2 separate regions of the Homo sapiens genome follow, and region 1 is linked to region 2. Evidence: read pairs that join two places in POLR2A ChIA-PET (ENCODE). Cell type or tissue: IMR-90. All regions are shown on one strand.

What was found. ChIA-PET counts read pairs that join two places held together with the same protein. Peaks named below come from ENCODE experiments on the same cell type or tissue, not always from the same donor. Only the 100,000 strongest peaks of a DNase experiment are listed, where the experiment ranks them.
Region 1: POLR2A ChIA-PET joins it to region 2 with 13 read pairs; 2 of 35 experiments call an interaction of 5 or more read pairs at or near these places.

Annotation. Positions count from the first base shown.
Region 1 is chr14:69,769,637-69,772,136 of GRCh38, reverse strand. It overlaps SRSF5 (serine and arginine rich splicing factor 5), which reads right to left. Exons shown (of 8, transcript NM_001320214.2): 6 at 1,597-1,670; 7 at 1,032-1,142; 8 at 132-943. The coding sequence ends at 676. Among named protein-coding and RNA genes, the nearest start is that of SRSF5, 3.7 kb to the right of the region's middle. RefSeq lists an enhancer at 423-1,622. In IMR-90, no CTCF peak of the experiment used is centred here; no DNase peak of the experiment used is centred here.
Region 2 is chr14:69,463,600-69,466,099 of GRCh38, reverse strand. No RefSeq gene overlaps it. Among named protein-coding and RNA genes, the nearest start is that of PLEKHD1, 20 kb to the left of the region's middle. In IMR-90, no CTCF peak of the experiment used is centred here; a DNase peak (open chromatin) is centred at 1,089; H3K27ac peaks cover 592 bases.

The sequences.
Region 1 (2,500 bases), 310 kb before region 2:
GTCAAAAACATTATTTTTAAAGAGAGACCGTAACCAACTCCAGGATTCTGGATGTGTTCTGTGTTTTAAATCTACTGTATAAGGATGAGAAATAATCAGCATAGGACTTCTTCAGACAAACAGACAAAAAGTAGTTTTATAATATTTTATTATCAATAACAAACAGCTGCTCTAATGTGTCTGTCCAGCAGCTGTTAAAGAGTGGAGGACACCCTTGACCCTAACAAGGAAAACAAATTAAGCCTTTATGTACAAGCAAATTTAGAGCTCTTTTAAGTGTCCAAAGCTATTAATTAGTTTAATTAAGGCATTAAACTAATTCTGAATTAACATTTTTATAACCAAGAACTAAAATGTTCAAATTTTTTTCTAGTACAAAAAAATTAAATTTGCTTTAGTTATAAAAGAGCTCTGTCAATATACACAAACTATATACTTCAGACATTCACAAAAATGTGAGCAGAAGGCTTATCAAAAGACATTTAATACAATTAGTTTTCAACAACCCCTTGGTGGTCCACATCTACAAAGATATCCAGCCCAACCCAACCCCCCTTCCAAATCCCACCCCCACAGAAAAGCACATACTTACCAGAATTTTTAGCAAGTATGGTTTGGGAATTTTTGTGGTTTTTGTTTTTTAAAAAAAGGCCCCCAGGGCAAGTTATTTACAGTTTAATTGCCACTGTCAACTGATCTGGACCTTGATCGGGACCGGGACCTCTGGCGATCCACAGATGCTGGAGACTTAGATCTACTTGAAGAACCACGTTTCTGGCTCTTCTCAGGCACGGGAGACCTACTAACAGAACGGGACTTGCTCCGGCTCCGGCTCCTGCTCCTGCTTCTTGACCGGCTGTAAGATTTGCGACTACGGGAACGGGATCGGCTACGAGACCTAGAGGAACTTCTGGTCCGGGATCGAGACCTGCTTCTTGACCTACTATGAAAAATGAAAAGAAATCAGCCTAGATAAGACTCTACAACAAACCCATTAAATACAACTTTTGACTTTAAAAAATTAGAGATACCTGTGCCTTTTGCTGCCTTCAATTAATTTTATTTTTCTCCCATTTATTTCCTTTCCAGAAAGTTTTTCAATAGCATTCTTTAAGTCACCATAAGAGGCAAACTCAACCACCCTAAAATGGAAAACAGCCACTTTTAAAGTATATACATCCTGTAGTCTCACACATTGCACACAGCAGTCTAGGTAAGTCGTTTCTATGTTCACTTTTGCTATTGCTACTATTGAGTCTTATTTCTGGATAACACAGCATTAAAAGAGCAAAGTTTTGGCACTGTTATACTTTGAGCCAATTCATTGTTGAGGGGGTTCCCTATGCACCGTGGGATGCTTAGCAGGATGCCTAGCCCCTACTGACTACATGCCAACAGCATCCTCTCTCAACCAGTTGTGACAACCAAACTTGTCTCCAGACACTGCCAAAGGTGTGGGGGGGAGGAGGGAAGCAGCAAAATTGTCTCTGGAGAATCTCTGCATTCTAACATATTCAAATTTTAAGTCCTCAAAACTAAGTTCACAGTAAAATTTTCCGGATATTTTTAAAGACTTTCACAGTTTCCAGTACATACCCTTCATTTAATTTAGGTCGGTGTGCATCCGCAAACGTTACTTCCCCAGCTTGTCTCATGAAATCTTTGAGATCCTTAACACAAGATAATTGTGTTAAGCAAAGAAGAGGAAAGGGGACACACAAACAATCACATGATATAAAAAAAACAAGACTACTGAAAGAGAAGATGTTAGATAAAGTACAAACATGGCATTTACCACACTTGTATTCTATCAGAATTCAAAAATTATCTATGTCAGGGCACGGAATAAGCAAATAGCATATTGCTTTTAAGCAAAATGCTAAAAGAAATTCAGATTTTAACATTAAGGTAGTATTAGTCTATGCTGAGCTCAGTACAAAAGAAAAAAAAACAAACAAAAAAACAACAAAAAAGGAAACAGTACATATTTTTAAAGTAAAGACTAAAGTAGAGAAGTTTTATTTAAAAAAACAGAACATTTACAAGACACCAGTTATTTTGTGCCCCATATGTCATTAAAAAAGTTTACTTTACCTTTATTATTATTTCCCTAGGCTAGTCAAGCAGCAAACCATTAATCGGTCGGAGAAACCTTCATGACATATGCCCGACTGGCTCTTCGCCACCCACTTGAAGGACACTACCCAATCGATGGAAGCCTTTAATCGCACAGCCCTCCCTATTAGCGGACTATTGGCGGATGCAGACATGTTCTACTCGAGCAGTTACCAAGGACCACTTTACTGCGATCAGGATTCCAACGACCACCTAATTTCGTATCTTTCAACTCTTTTCGACCGGACCTCTTATTCGGAAGCGTTACAGGAAGACAGGTCTCAACTTAGGGATCAGATCACGTTATCAACGCTCTGGGATCGCTGCAACCTGGCACTTCAAGGAAGTGCACCGATAACGTCTAGACCGGCAAACACAGATCTAG
Region 2 (2,500 bases):
GCTTCTTACTGCTGGGCTCTTTCATTCCACTATCTCTGTGTCAGTGCTTGCATTGAGACTTTGTCAGTTTAATTAGGCCCTCCATGTGTCTTCCTTATTTTTTTTTTTTTTTTTTTTTTTTTTTTTGAGACAGAGTCTCGCTCTGTCGCCCAGGCTGGAGTGCAGTAGCGTGATCTTGGCTCACTGCAAGCTCCGCCTCCCGGGTTCACAGCATTCTCCTGCCTCAGCCTCCCAAGTAGCTGGGACTACAGGCGCCCGCCACCACGCCCGGCTAATTTTTTGTATTTTTAGTAGAGACGGGGTTTCACCGTGTTAGCCAGGATGGTCTTGATCTCCTGACCTCGTGATCCACCCACCTCGGCCTCCCAAAGCGCTGGGATTCCAGGTGTGAGCCACTGCTCCCAGCCCTTCCTTTTCAACTATTCTTTCCTCACTCCATTCCAGCTGCACTTGTCTTTTTGCTTCTTCTTGAACAAGCCAAGTAAGCTCTAATGTTAGGACCTGTGCTCTAGCTATTTGCTGTGCCTGGGATATTCTCCTCCCAGGTATCTGCTTGGCTCAGGTACTCACTTCTTTCAAGTCTTGGTTCAGGTTTCACTTTTTTTTTTTTTTTTTTTTCCAGACAGAGTCTTGTTCTGTTGCCCAGGCTAGAGTGCAGTGGTGCGATCTCAGCTCACTGCAACCTCTGCCTCCTGGGCTCAAGCAATTCTCATGCCTCAGCCACCCGAGTAGCTGGGATTACAGGTATGCACCACCACGCCTGGCTAATTTTTGTATTTTTAGTAGAGACAGAGTTTTGCCATGTTGGCCAAGCTGGTCTTGAACTCCTGGCCTCAAGTGATCCCAAAGTACTGGGATTACAGGCGTGAGCCACCACGCCTGGCCAGGTTTCACCTTTAAGTGTCCAGCTCTGACCATCTGTGTAGTAAAGAATTAGGCGGCCTTTGTCTTTGGTTTCTGGGAAGTAACCTCTAATTCTCTGGAATTTCCTGAGTGATAGGAGTATTCATTATTCACGGTGGACTCCTGGGATCCCACTTGATAGTTTCTGCTAACACAGTGACTCACGGAAGACCCCTGGATAGTTTATGTTTGCAAGATGACTCAGGCTGGGAGCTGGCCACCCGGAAAAGCCAACCATGTAGTTAGAGTTGGGGCTTTGAGTCATGTGATACCAGTCCAACCTCCAGGAAGGAAAAGGGGGCTAGAGATTGAGTTCAACCACATAGCCAATGATTCAATCATACCTAAATAACGAAGCCTCAATAAAAACTCCGGATACCAAAACTCAGGAGAACGTCCCTGGTCAGAGTATTTTCATGCTTCAATGCTGGGAGGGCAATGTGTCCCTGAGAATGAGGGAAGCTTCACATTTGGGACTCTCTCAGACTTTGCCCCAGGCACCTCTTCTTCTGTTTCTGGTCTGTCCTTTTTGCTATAATAGAACTGCAATCATAACATAGTTTTTTCTGGAGTTCTGTGAGTTGTTTTAGCAAATTACTGACCAGAGAGTGGCTGTGGGAAACTCCAAATTTGCAGCCAGCTAGTCAGAAGAAAGGATGACCTGGTAATTCCTGAACTTGCTGCTGGTGTCTGGAGAGCAGTTTTGTGGAGGAATGTGCCCTTAATGTTGAGTTCCCATTTTTTAAGTGTACAATTCAATAGCTTTTGGTAGGTTCACAGAATTGTGCAGCTGTCATCCCCAACATGTTTTTTGAACTTTCAAATTTCTGATCTGGTTCAATCAAAAAGGAACCTCCAATCCAGGTTAATCACTGGAATTGATTATTTCATCTCTTCAGACTCTCTTAATTTAGAACAGAATTCTTCCTTTTTTTTAAGTGAATTTTTTGAGACAGAGTCTTGCTCTGTTGCCCAGGCTGGAGTGAAATGGCGTGATCACAGTTCACTGCAGCCTTGACCTCCTGGGGTCAAGCAATCCTCCCACCTCAGCTTCCCAAGTAGCTGGGACCACAGGTGCATGTCACTATATCCAGCTTTTTTTTTTTTTTTTTTTTTTGAGACAGAGTCTCGCTCTGTCACCCAGGCTGGAGTGCAGCGGCGTGATCTCGGTTCACTGCAAACTCTGCCTCCCGGGTTCGCGACATTCTCCTGCCTCAGTCTCCCGAGCAGCTGGGACTACAGGCGCCCGCCACCACGCCCAGCTAATTTTTTGTATTTTTAGTAGAGACGGGGTTTCACCATATTAGCCAGGATGGTCTCAATCTCCTGACCTCGCGACCCACCCACCTCGGCCTCCCAAAGTGCTGGGATTACAGGCGTGAGCCACCGTGCCTGGCCCCAGCTAATTTTTTTTTTTTAATTTTTTGTAGAGATGGGGGTCTCACTGTGTTGCCCAAGCTGGTCTCAAACTCCTGGGCTCAAGCAATCCTCCCACCTCAGCCACTCAAAGTGGCTGAGATTACAGACATGAACCATCACACCTGGTGACACTGACTTTTAAAGACTTTTTATTGAGCTATGACATAAGGTAAAAAGC